Regions from separate parts of the Homo sapiens genome. Here all the other regions are linked to region 1. A link is a contact called in ENCODE Hi-C or POLR2A ChIA-PET data. All regions are on one chromosome and are shown on one strand. The core of a region is the stretch at or near the end of the contact, and the rest is flanking DNA. Distances in the headings are between cores, read along the strand shown.

What was found. Hi-C counts contacts between places; a loop is a spot of excess contacts on that map. ChIA-PET counts read pairs that join two places held with the same protein, here RNA polymerase II (POLR2A). Pooled maps may share reads with other maps.
Region 2: POLR2A ChIA-PET joins it to region 1 with 15 read pairs in activated B cell. The contact joins the promoter of EOMES here to the promoter of RPL15 in region 1. POLR2A ChIA-PET finds 5 or more read pairs at or near these places in 2 of 52 experiments (CD8-positive, alpha-beta memory T cell and activated B cell).
Region 3: a loop to region 1 is called in a pooled map, with 29 times the contacts of the local background. The contact joins the promoter of AZI2 here to the promoter of RPL15 in region 1. A Hi-C loop is called at or near these places in 1 of 37 single-sample maps with no recorded cell type and 9 of 50 pooled maps. POLR2A ChIA-PET finds 5 or more read pairs at or near these places in 2 of 52 experiments (CD4-positive, alpha-beta T cell and CD4-positive, alpha-beta memory T cell).

What each region holds. Positions count from the first base shown.
Region 1 is chr3:23,913,812-23,918,381 of GRCh38, forward strand. RPL15 (ribosomal protein L15) reads left to right here and starts at 3,321. Exons shown (of 4, transcript NM_002948.5): 1 at 3,321-3,362; 2 at 4,039-4,220. The coding sequence starts at 4,049. It overlaps NKIRAS1 (NFKB inhibitor interacting Ras like 1), which reads right to left and starts at 3,179. Exons shown (of 5, transcript NM_020345.4): 1 at 2,973-3,179. RefSeq lists enhancers at 2,783-3,582, 2,834-4,033, 3,963-4,062.
Region 2 is chr3:27,720,760-27,724,806 of GRCh38, forward strand. EOMES (eomesodermin) reads right to left here and starts at 1,564. Exons shown (of 6, transcript NM_001278182.2): 1 at 655-1,564. The coding sequence starts at 1,535. RefSeq lists a silencer at 990-1,199 and an enhancer at 3,745-4,047.
Region 3 is chr3:28,345,656-28,350,177 of GRCh38, forward strand. It overlaps AZI2 (5-azacytidine induced 2), which reads right to left and starts at 3,169. Exons shown (of 8, transcript NM_022461.5): 1 at 2,946-3,169. It overlaps ZCWPW2 (zinc finger CW-type and PWWP domain containing 2), which reads left to right and starts at 3,066. Exons shown (of 10, transcript NM_001040432.4): 1 at 3,066-3,548. RefSeq lists enhancers at 3,036-3,095, 3,283-4,263, 3,363-3,657, 3,696-3,775.

The DNA of each region.
Region 1 (4,570 bases), core at 2,071-4,570:
CCTCTTACTTAAATCTAGGTTTCAAGAATTTGAAAGGCTCTGTAGTACATGGGTCACCTTTAGGTTCCTTTCAACACTGTGATGCCATGATATTAGAAGTTGCTTATCCAGAGAATACATCAACACTGAGGTGAACACAAAAAGCAGTAGTTACAGCTACTTGTCACATCCCTACCCTAAGAAACTGGGCAATAAAATTCAATCTGTGACCTATTAAACCTCACCTGATGTAAATTACTAAGAGAACGTGCTTAATAGGCAAGATTCAGGGCAGTCTTAAATACTTATTGCTTTACTTTCCAGGCTAATCAATAACATTGCTAGAGAATAAATACAACCTCCTCTCTCCAACTTGAGGCTAAAAAAAAAAAAAAACAGAGAGTAAATATATGACCTGGTCCATTCCTGTGAAATGCTTTGTCAACATTTTCTTTGAAGAGCCATCAGAAACAGCTCCCCAAAACCGTTATTGCTTCTGTTCTTCTATGTAAGTGGGCCATTCTATTTTTATAAGTAAAACACAACTTTCTGACGCAACCAGAAAAACAATACCAAAACACTGTTAACATCATAGGAGAGATGTTATAAATCTCTAAAAATACTGTCATGTGGGGAAACCACCTACACTGTGTATTTACTTATGTCAACATTATGTATAGTGTGGAATACTTTCACTTATCCATATATGAATATATTTACATACATAAAAATATATTCAACAGGTTTTGCACACAGTATTGCACAAAATAAAATGTAATAAAGCAGATTCTAGCTTACCATTCTTTTATTCATTTACCAAACATTTACTGAGGGCCTGCCATCATGCCAGCCATCAGGGACAAACTAGGGGGCAAAAACAGAAATCATCCCTTGTCCTCAGGAATCTCAAAATCAACTGGAAACACAAATCCAAATCTTGTAAAACTGTTAACTGAGAAACTACAAATTGAGAAACAAAACTGCAAATGTGATTGATAAATTAGCAGTGATTATTCACACTACTAGAATTGTTTTTCCAAATGATTCATCCAACTTTTTAAATTTTATTTTTACTGCTCCTTTAGGAGCAGGACTACGCCCATAGGCAGCGTACCTACAGTAGCACATTCAACTTTTTAGTCATCCTCACCTTTGAAATACATACAGGGCTGCACTACTTACCATTTTCATCACTACTGAAGTGGTCTGGGTGAGGCACCATGTTCTCTCACCTGGTCTCTCAAAGATATCGTAATCCCCCAAACCTGTGAATATGTTTACTTTACATACTCATACAAGAATTTTGCGGGGGTGATTAAATTAAGAACTTCCATACGAAGATATTATCCTGAATTATCTAGGTGGGCCCAGTGTAATCACAAGTGTCTTTATAAGAGACACACAGGAGTGCTGGAGAGGACAGAAGGTGTAATTGGAAGATGCTCCTTTGCTGGCTGTGAAGATGAAGGAAGCAGTCAGGAGCCAAGGAATTCAGGCAGGCTTCATAAGGTGGAAAAGCCAAGGAAATAAATGTACTCTCCCCTAGTACCTCCAGAAGGAACACAGCCCTACTGACTTTGGTTTTAGCTTGGTGATATTTACAGATTTACAGACCTAGTCTGATGTACAAACTAAAAGACGGTAAATTTGTATTATTAACCAACAAAGTTGCTGAAATTTGTTACAGGAGCAATGGAAGACTAACACAATTTCCTAAGCAGTCTCTCTGCTTCCATTTTTTCTCTCCTTTTAGCCTCAAAAGGAGCAATCCGAGTTATCTTTTTAAAATGTACGCCATATGAAGTCATCCTTCTGTTCAAAATCTGCCAATGAAATCCAAAGTCCATGTGAGAACCTTCACCTCTCCGACGTCATTTCCCACTTTCCCCTACTGTGAATTTCAGCCACACTGCTTCCCTGCTGTTCCTCTATTAATCTTGCATGCTCCAGTCATGGCTCTTCTCCCTCTGCCTGAATCAGACCCCTACTCTTACTCCCAGACTCCTATCCTTGAAGTCCTTTCTTAAATGTTACCTTCTCTCAAAGACTTAACCTGGACACTCCATTCCAAATTGCAACCCTCAGCCGCTAACACTCCCTCATCACTTCCCTCCCCTTATCTTTTTTCCTTAGCATTTACCACCAAACCCAAAACACAGCTTACTTCTGCTTACTGCCCATTTCCAAGAAGGCCAAAAATTCTGCGTTGTTTCCTGCTGCATCCCCAGCAACTATGCCTGGCACATATTAGACACTTAATAAATATTTGTTGAATCAATCAATGAACCAGATAGAGACTCTTAAAAACGTAAAGCTGTGATTTAAAAAGAAAGAAAGAAAAATATGATGTGGGAAAAAAGATAATCAAAACCGCTACGATTAAGAGATAATGATTCTCTTAAGCCTTTGCCACATCTGAACGCATAATCTGGAAGGAAATTAAAGCCACATGACTTAAATTAAAGCCAAGTGAAAATATTCTGGAGAAACAAAGTAAGCCAGTAACCTATTTCTCAATTTAAAAAAAAACCCGCAACGCAAAATGCCAGCATTTTCTCGGCATTTCTTCTCTAAAACATTCACACCTGCCAAACAGGTCTTGGCAAATAAACATTCTGCTCTTCTGAAAAACTGTGGTTCTCATGTTAGCAAATTTGGGACGAAATCCGTATGCAGAAAAAGCGCCGGGCCGCCCGCAATCCACCCACTCCATGACCCTTTTTTAGGACAAAATCCCTGGGCGCTGGGGCCTGCTGGAGGAGCTTCACGCAGTCTGGAGCTGAAGGGACACAGCGAGCGCCCCGACCCGCGACGCCCCGACTCCGCGAAGGCCTCCCTGGGAGGCTGGGGAAGCGTCGGGGGATCTCTCAGCGCAGCTCTGGGGCCCAGATTTCTGCGCCCGTCGTGCGGTGGCCAGAGAGGGACAGCGCAGCGCGGAGACGCGGAGACGCAGAGACTCCGCAGGGGGAGAGCCCGCGGTGCGTGAAACAAACCTGTTCTCTCCTCAGACCTCAAAGACAGCGGCTCCACCGCGGTACGCGGCCACCGGCTTTGGAGCCTGGACCCCAACTTGCCTCCTCTCGCGGAGAGACAGTCGCCGACGCTCGCTTAGCCGCCGAGACCTCGCCGCCAACTCTCTCACCTCTCGAGACGCCCAGGCCGCTCAGGCTCGAATCTTGCGGAGCAGGGGGCGGGACAATAGCGGCCGCGGCGCCCCACTCGGCAGAACTCCGCCACCAGGCGCGATGCCGGAACTACATGTCCCATGACGCTCTGGGAGGCCGCAGCTTTCCACCGGAAAGAGGGTGGCTGAGGTGGGGGAGGAGCCCAAAAGGCATTGTGGGAGTACAGCTCTTTCCTTTCCGTCTGGCGGCAGCCATCAGGTAGGCTGCGTTGAGGATCTTTGCTCTTCCATCCGCCTTTGATCGTCTTCCTCTTCAGCCATCCAGGTCCGGGGACCCTGCGTCCTCGGAGATAGGTCTCCCTCCTGTGCGGCCAGAGTTTGGTCAGGATGCGGGACAGCAAAGGGGTGGAGAGGCGGCCCCCGGGGCGGGTTGAGCGAAGATGTGATGGCGGCGCGAATTCGAGCTGGGCCCGGATCCTGGAGGAGGCGTGGGGCTGACGAATGGGGCGCCCGGGACAAGGCAGCCTAAAGTGAGGCTGCTGGTTGGGTGGGGTAGATGCATTTTCCTCGAGAGTTAATCCTCGGTGGCCGCAGCAGTACCTTGTCCTGTGATGTCAGCGGCATCTCCTTTCAGGTCCTCCTTGGGGACGCCGCCTGCCGCAGCCACCCGCCCCCTTGGTGCTCAGTTCTGGTTCTGTTAATTCGCCCCACCAAAACGTGCCGAGCACCGCTCTGTGCTGGGGTTGCGGAAGTGACTGAACGCGGCTCCGTGGGCGCAGTGGTGGGGGTTGGGCTAGCTGTCCCCGGCAGTTGGTGCAGAGCCATTTTCATTCCCGGCGGTTTCCTTGTTTTTGTTGGGGAACTAAGATGGACGGATACAGTCGTCTTATTGTACTTAAAGCGGATGATATTTAATACACAGTTTGATTTCACAGGTAAGCCAAGATGGGTGCATACAAGTACATCCAGGAGCTATGGAGAAAGAAGCAGTCTGATGTCATGCGCTTTCTTCTGAGGGTCCGCTGCTGGCAGTACCGCCAGCTCTCTGCTCTCCACAGGGCTCCCCGCCCCACCCGGCCTGATAAAGCGCGCCGACTGGGCTACAAGGCCAAGCAAGGTACGTGATCGACTGCGTGGATGCTTGGATAAAATTATATTCGAGAAAAGTTGGAAACCAGCTGTTAGGAAGACACTGCTGCCTCAGTGTCTTTCTTCGCATAGGGCTTTGGCAGAAAAAAGCTAGCAACACTGGTCAGTTACTGTATGCACTGTTGTCTAAAGTGGCAAGTGTGTCAAAGGTTACAAATCTGAATGAGTTCAGACTAAAGCAAAATAAACAGTGTGCCTCCCTGTGTGAGTAGCCTAAGGTGCATTGAAAAAGACTGGGATGTGTTTTATTTTTTTCTATTAGATAGCATTAACTTACTGTTGAAGTATTTTTGGTGGAGTATTAGTGACAAGCCATTG
Region 2 (4,047 bases), core at 314-2,813, 3.8 Mb after region 1:
TAGGCTAAAAGTCCCCTTTGAGTGCCCCTCTCTCAGCACCCACCCCTCCCTTTCCCCAGAAGTAGCCAGTGTTAGCAGTTGGATGTATATCAGAACTTTCTCGCGCACCGAACCCGAGCCAGGTCTGGCTCCAGGGCAGATCTAACCACCTACTCCGACCGAGCTTCCGAGGCCGGCGCTCTAGCCTTCATGCCCACCTCCCGGAGACGCCCCGTGGAGACCCTGGCGCCTAAAACTGCGGGAGCCCATCTACTGCGCTCAGGTGGCCAGCTCTTGAGCCTTCCCTATCCGTGGCTCCTTGCCGGCATGCAGGCATGCACAAGCATACCGCCGAGCAGGAGGATCTAACGAATCCAGCTTGTGGACATGCCCTAATTTCCATTTCCGCCTCCTCCAGGTCTGTTCAGGTGAGGATGATGGGAGGGAAAAGCGGTGTACAGCCGTAACATTGGCACCCTGCAAGAGCCGCCGGGGCACTGACACAGAGGGACACCGCATTGGAGATGCGGTGTCTACGGAGATTTATTGCGCGCGGTGAAACACTCTAAGCACCGCGCGGAACAACTGGGTTCAGCTCCCTCATCCCGGACCTTCCCCAGGACCACACGTCACCCTTTATCCCCGAACCCAGGGGCCCCTCCACGCTGCGCTCACCTGCCCTGTTTCGTAATGATCATCTCAGTTTGGTGGCGGTGGAATTTGAGCCACAGAGGCCGGTTGCACAGGTAGACGTGGGCACGGAAGCCAGAACCTGGAACCCCCAGGCCCCCCAGTCCTCCGCAAGATCCCGCCGCTGCGGCTCCAGGGTACGGCCCGTAGAGCGGAGCCCCCTGGCTGTACTGATAGGTGCCCGGGCCGCCGCCCCCGCCGCTGCTACCGCCCGCGCCACTGCCCGCACCGGCTCCTGGGCCGAACTGCGCCCTCCCGGGTGGGCACACAGCCGCGGGGAAGCCGCCGGGGGGCAGCATGGAGCCGTAGGGGTAGCGCGCCCCGTTAGGAGCCGGGTACACAGGTCCGTGGGGCGCCCCAGCCGCCGCCTGGTACGGGAAGAGTGAGCAGGGCGCAGCCAGCTCCGACCCCTGAGGACCGGGGGACTGGAGGTAGTACCGCTCGGAGCTCAGGCTGTCCATGGAGTAGCGCGCAGTGGCCGCAGCCGCGGCGGCGGCGGCGGCGGCGGCTGCAGCGGCGGAGGGCAGCTCCTCCTCCCCGCAGGGGGAGCCCTTGCGGCCGTCCGGGGGCCCCGGCTTGGCCACTGCCGCAGCGCTGGCAAATGCGTCCCCGGCGTCGGTGTCACTAAGCATGGCCGCGGGGGCCCCTGCGCTGGCGGCTGCGGGCTCCCCGCTCACCGCCTCGCAGGAGAGACTGCCGGAAAACTTCTTGGACGCTTTGTCTAAGTCCAACTTCTGAGGAGAGGGGGCCGCGCTGGGGAGGTGGCCAGCGCTCCCGCCGCTGCCGCCTCGCGCACTCTCCAGCGGGTAGAAGTGCGCGCCAGGCAGGTTCACTGAGCTCACCAAGAGCTGCTCCCCTAACTGCATGCTTTGCAAAGCGCAGACGGCAGCTGGCTGCTTCCTCTCCTCCGGTGGCCTTATTATAAAGGCAGGATGGGGGAGCCAGCGCCCTCTTCCGAGGGGAAGGTAACTTCCCCTTCCTCCCGCGCCGGGGCTACCCACCTGCCGACTCGCGGGCCGCTACTGCGCGTACTGGCGCGCCCTGAATCCAGCGTCCTTTCCGGAAGGAAAGCGCCGTGAGTTGGAAAGCAGGAGGTGGAAACTAACCCAGAAGCCCTCTCCTTTTCCTTCCTCGTACCTCTTGCTCCTCAGGACCCCCACCCTCCTCCCAGGCTCACACGCTGGAAGAAGGTGACTTAGATCTTTGTCCCCATCCACCCACTAGCCCGCGCCTTTCTGCCCTTTTTCAATTGCCAAAGCATCGGTCAAGTTGACCACTTGGAAACTTATGGGCTGTCACTAGCTGCTTTATATATTTGCGGCCAGGGAGGGGCTTCCCGGCCTCACAGCCCGGAGACCCTCCTATTGGCTGGTGGAGGTGACACTAATTCAATTAGGCATTTACTAATTGGATCAAGTCGCCTGTGACTTTCTTTTCCTTTTTTTTTTTTTTTTTTTTTTTTTTTTTTTGAGACTGCGTCCCGCTGTGATAATCAATCCTGGTGTCTGTAATTTCGCCGGAATTTAGGGGGACAAAGTTTGGGGTCTCCATAGCGGTGTCCACCCTTGGCGCATTAGTCATCTCAGCCCTCCGCTGGAGGAATGAGATGGCTGGAGCAGATTTTAGAGGCCAGAGAGAGAAAGACTCTTCAAGCTGATAGCTTGCAGGGAAGCGCCCGTCCCGGAGGCTGGGGAAACTGGGGCAAGTTGGAGACAGGCCCAAGGAAGTCTCTTTCCTCGTCGGAAGCTGTAACTTCAAAGCACACCTTCCTCTTGTCGAAGGCAAACTCCCTGGCCTTCAACGCACAGAACCACTTTTTGTTTGTTCCCATCCTTTTACCCAGTGGGAAAGGTTTGTAGAGAGGAAACTCGCGCTAAGCTTTTGGGATTCCGGGGACGGCCAGAGCACATTGCCATCCTGGAGGACCTAAGCTCTCAGCTTCTAAATCAGAAGCTTGGACAGGGTACTGGGGACAGGACAAGAGTGAAACTAAGCGAGCTAACACCAACTTCATACTCACGCCAACACAACTGCTTTCGGGGAGACAGTCACTTTTATTCCCCACAATTTAAAATCCTTTCTGCTCAGTTTTCCTGATCCCGGATTCCGTCCCTTCACCACCATCTTCAGTTAGGCCTGACACCAAGAAACAAAGCTTCCCTAACAGCCCCACAGTTAGGATTCCCTGCGCCTCTGCTCTGCGGCAAATACAGAAGGTAGAATAATTAGTGAAATAATCAGTTTGATATTGAATTAAACTCCAGCTGCTTGTTTCTTCGCTGCGTTTCCTCAGATAGATTCAAGAGCGGGGCCGTCATATTTTATCGTTTCATTATTACGGAAGCGGGGGGCACGTTTCGTTGCGGATAAGGAGAAGCCTGAATATTCGCTGTTAATAAGCAATTACAGACGCCGCCAGTAATCGCTCCGGGAGCGCATTTTCCGGCTGAGATGTCGGGACTCTGCTTCCCCAACCGAACGCGATCACACGGGAAACTCTTCGCCCACAACAGATGAGATGGCCAAAGGATTGCTGAGTGCGCACACGCAAGTGTAGAACAGTGCGAAGCTTTCCAACCCAGTTTTCCAACCACAGCAGCACCAACATCGGCATGTCTGGGGTCTCCGAGAACGAGGTCCTTAATGCACTTAGACTCTCCAGGGCATTTATCACGGTTTTTTTTTTCTTTTTTGATGTGTGTGTTCGCGCGCTCGCGCGCTCGCGTGTGTGTGGTGGTGAAACCCAGGAGTGCGCGAAGATTTTCAGGGTCAAGGCACAGCCACAGGGGAGGGGGCAAGTTGAGACTAGTGGGCTGGGGCGGTGGCCTTGTAGGTCCTGGGACAGAGTGGCCAGGAGCAGATCGCCAGAAAGCTGGTACTGAGCGCGTTCTGCCCTGCGCTTCCTGCGTTTTGTGTCATCAGTATAGTTAGTGTTTGGCACGGCTGTTTTGATCACTACATTGTCCATGCCTTCCTCCCCTGCTTTAGTGTTATTTTGACCCAAGGAAGTCTAGAACATTGATTGTTCAAGTAGTATAGCTCTGTGAATACCTCATGACTGTCAACGTGAAGATCCCGTGAGGGGTACGCGAGCTCAAGGAAAGAAAGAGGCCGTGCAGCTTGGGCGGCTTGGACGACGTATCTATCCCTGGGCTAGCGGGTCCTGATTACTATTCGTAGGATCCTCCACATTATCCTTTACCTGAGTTGCAAGATATCTAAGGCAAAAGTAGGGATGAGAAATCTCCCTAATGTGAGACCTAATCTCACGTTATTTGGAGCTAGGGTGGCCAAAGGTACATGACAGTTTTGCGCTTTAACAAAGCAAGAAGCGGGCCTCGGCGTCCCTTCAAAATGCTTTTGACGCAGCCAGGGAAG
Region 3 (4,522 bases), core at 1,919-4,418, 4.4 Mb after region 1:
CTTGGGGAGAAACACAGGAAAAAAAAGATTCAAACATTATTTATTAGAATTATTTTAGAAGATCTTAAATTTCAGTCTTCATCATGGCAATCAACACCAAGAGAACTCTCAGTTGTTCATATGCTACGTATGTCAAAGTTTGGGATACTAGAAAACATATCTGCTGATATCAGACTGGTCTTTTTTCTAGGAATAAATATGATTATCCTGTCATATTTCATCATCTTTATATCTGCCATTTTCATATTTCATCATCTTTATATCTGCCATTTATTGATCACTTACCATATGCCAGTCACTAGTGCTTTCACATGCATTTTTCTACCACTTAGCTAAGTACTGTTATGAAGAAAGTCTTAGAAAAGTTAAATACCTTACCTATAGCTACACAGCTAATCAGTGGCAAAGGTGAGATGTGAACCTAAGTAAGCTGTCAGAAGTCTATGGTCTTAATACAACATTCAAAGAGGCAATACAAAAGGGATTCTGGTTATCCTAAGAATATGGACAAGGCATAACTATGTCAAAAAGAACACTTTCCCAGGATTCAGAAACACAGATTCTAGTCTAGGATTTGCAACCCTGATTATAGTTTAGTTCGCTTTACCTCTCTAGATCAAAATTTTCCCACCTATACAGAATGATAGGGTTAGACTACATCACTAAGATGCCACCTTACTAAACTGTGAAGGCAAAAGTTTAATACAAATACAGAACAATGGCAACCTAAACAGAGAGAAGGGAATTCACATTTATGCCAGGAACTGCATAAAAGGTATGGTACACACATTATCTCAAGTCCACACCAAACTTGGCAAGAAAGGTATTAGCACCATGATAAATGGGGAAATTGAGGCTCAAAGAGGTGAGGTAAATTCACCTCACCACAGCAGTATGTGACAAAACTGAAGTTTGAATCAAGGCCTATATGGTAGGCTCTTTATTCCATATTGCCTCCTGAAGTAAATCATATTTAGAATTTTCACCACCTTTCTACCTCTGAAAAGTTAGGATATTCCCGAACCTATTTCGTACAATCAGTCAAAATACTATGGAGCAAGGATTAAGTCTTACGAAGACGAACAGACCAATGCTTATTCCCCTTTCTCAATTTGTAAAATAGCCTAACTAGTTTATAAAGAAGGGTCATCAAGTACCTCTTTTCAAAACATCATCTCTTAATCTGTGTACATTAGCAATAAAAAGCCCTGTAATTCAATAAATGTCCAAAAATGTACTCAACATTAGATATACAATATGAAGAAAAACTCCAGTTCCATTTTTATGACTCTTGAGTTATCCAACAAACTGCGTTAGTCCAGAAATCAGTTTGTATTGCACAGATCAAGACTCTTCCAGAGTTAGCATAGGTATGAAGAGCAGTCTACTTCTTTTCATCCCTTTCATACAGTAATACCTCTAATGCAACTAAGCATCTACTATACATTCAATGTTACTGGTGTTATTGAAAATTATTTTCTAACAGTGATAAGGCAACTATACTTGCACTCTGAATATAAGTGCCATAAAAAAGAAAAAGATTGGTTCTATTACTTCATGGATTATAAAAAAAACTTCAGCATTTTACTTAATAATAATGACAAGGTTCTGCATTGGTAATTAATAGTAGCCAAGCGTTTATGGTATACCAAGCAGTGTGCTTCACCTTTTGGAGAAACTATCTCATTTGTTCTTCATAAGCATTCAGTAAATCTATGTAATACCTCTGAGGTTGTAAAGAATCTCCTCAGATTACAGGTGGAGAAATTGAGACATGAAAACATTAGAAAGTAGGGGAGCCAGAAATGAAAATCAGGCAGCTGACTCCAGAGCCAGCATAACTCTTAGAAACTATGCTTTGGTGCCTTAGAGTATGTATTACACCCATTTCAGAGATAAGGAAAATGAAGAAAAAGTTTAGCCTCTTACCCATTGTCAAGTAAATGGAAAAATCAGCATTCAGATACTGGTGTTCTGACCTAATCCAGTGTCATTTCCCATTATGTTATGCTGTCTCTTTAATATTAAAACCTTCTACTTGCGTAAGATGTCTGGCTTACAAACAATATCACATTAAAATTTGGAAATATCCTGTAAAGGATGCACTGTTCTCAATTTACAGATGATGAAATGATCACAAGATTGGGCAATGAGATATGGCGTTTTTAGAGAAATGAAATTCTGCCTTGAGATCTTGCTCAATCCAATTTGAAATTCCAATCTAAAAACCAAAATGTCTTCTACACATAAGGCGCAAGGGTCAATTTTAATTCTGGTACGTCTGTCTTTGATCACCTTAGCAAATTTCCATCACCTCTTGGAGCAACTGATGGTTTGATTTGTACTAGAGTTTTCGTGGGTATTTTATCTCGCTTTCGAGTATTGGGGTTTCTTTTGTGTAGAGGGTGTCAGCCTACCTTGCACGTAGTAGTAGTTACTCAACAAACAGCCGAAGGCTGGAATGAATACCGTATACAGGTTAGACATTGGAGAAACGACGAATACCTGTTAGCCCTCGATCAAGTGCAGGGGGTCGATATTCACCACTCAGATGCCCCAGGGAGTACCGTCCTAGCCAATGTCCCTCTTTTCTTTCCGATAATTTGTATCGGAAAGAAGCATTTAGCAGTCTCAATGAATGAAAAAAAACTGAAGGCGCCCCAGTAAGAGTACGAAAAGAAAAGGAGTAATTAGAGAAGTGAATGACCAAGAAGGGCCTGGACAGCTGGGGGTGAGGGTGACAGGGGAAAGGGTGTGGACAGCTGGGTGTGGGGGTGACTGGGGAAAGGGATGCCCAGGAGTGGGCCGCTCCCTAGTCAAAGGAGGGGGCGCGGGAGGGAGTGAGAAAAAAATGACGTGTCTTTTTGGACCGGCAACAGCTACGGAGGTTGGCCGCGGCATTGCCCGCATCCCTATCCTCCACCCGTCCCTGGCGAGTCACTCACCCAGAAGCCAGGCTACGTAGGGCCGCCCCCAAGGCCGCCGAGTTTCGATTCCTTAGTGTTTGGAAACGGACCGAAAACAAACCGGGTCGCCAGGGGTCACCACGGGCTTCCGGTTTCTTCGAAGACACCGCCGCTTCCACAGCGAAGGGAGCTGCTCCGGGCACGTCGCGGAGGGAGTCCCATTTCTTCTGACTCGGCAGGAGCCCGGGACGTTCTGGAAGGAGGGACGAGCCGAGGCAGGAGGGGCCGGGCCGACGCGAGAGAAGGCCCGTTACCCAGCAATACGCGCGCGAGACCCAGGCCCGCCGTCGGGACCAGCACGGGCCGGAGGGAGGGGAAGCACTCCGGAAAGTGATTGGAAGTGTGGATGAGCTCTCAGCCGGAAAAGGGGCTGCCGCTGTCCGCGGGCTCGGCGCCAGGGACGCGCGAGGAAACCGGAAGTCAGGCCCGAGGGAGCTGGGAGGGCGTTAGCGAAGCCAGGTTCGGTCGTGGGGGTGGGGAAGTGCAGGAGTGGCGCGCGGCGTACTACATGTCCCGTGAGCCTCCGCGGCGGGACGGGGCGGGGCCGCGGGACGCCAGGAGGCGGAGGCGGAGTGGAGTTAGGTAAGAGCGTTACCAGCCGTCTTGTCTGTTGGGCCGAGGTCCCCCTTCAGGGGCGCCCTCTGGTGCGTCTTTTTCACTCAGTGTCCTTTTGGGGGGTCCCCGGGCCGTGTGGTGCGTGCTGGCTCGGCTCAGTAGCGCTGTTACAGGCTTACGAGCTGACGTGGCTGGGAACTGGGAAGTCTGTTAGAAGCCGTTCCTCTGTAGCCTCTGTTTTCTAAACTACTTGCAAGCCCTCAGGCGATCACTTGAGGCACAAGCTCGACGAATTGCGTAGGGGTCTGTAATTATTCACAAACGACACCACGACTTCTAGCACACTGCTCAATTTATGGAATGAGAGACAGGGAGAAGATGCCAGAGTACTGGAGTTGCGCCCGGCTTCCCTGGAGTTGCCACCACCTTGGTTATTTCTAGATGATAGACCGTCCCTAGCTGTGGAGTCACAAGTAGTTGAATTAATTAGTCATTGAAGGTCGCAGCCAGGTGGAACCCCTGTAACTCTAAGGTATTATTGGTTAAATAAACAAATAAACAAGGAACAATAATTATAGAAAATTTAACGTCACTAACCGCCGATTAGCAATACGGACATTACTCACCACCCCCTTAAAGTAGTATTTTGTCATCTGTCCGCTTAACTATCAGCCCAACTGTCAGCCCAATAGGATGGATTTCACTCAAGGGTTTATATGAAAATTCGTTTTTATTGTTGTTGGTTTTTTTATTGTCTTTTTTGGTTTAGATTTAAGTGAAAATTTATAGCTGTTAGGAACAAAGACCACAAGTTGAAGTTTTATGACATTTCTAAAAATACTTAGAAATCTGTGTTAATGTTATCGTTGAGAAAGGAAACGATTTGCTTCAATTTACTGGGCTGGAGAATGGAAGAGAGCAGTGTTTTTAATATTTTGAGCAAGTATCAGTCCTTAAATTTTTTTATTGCTTCCATGATGCATTTTGAGAATTTTCAATTT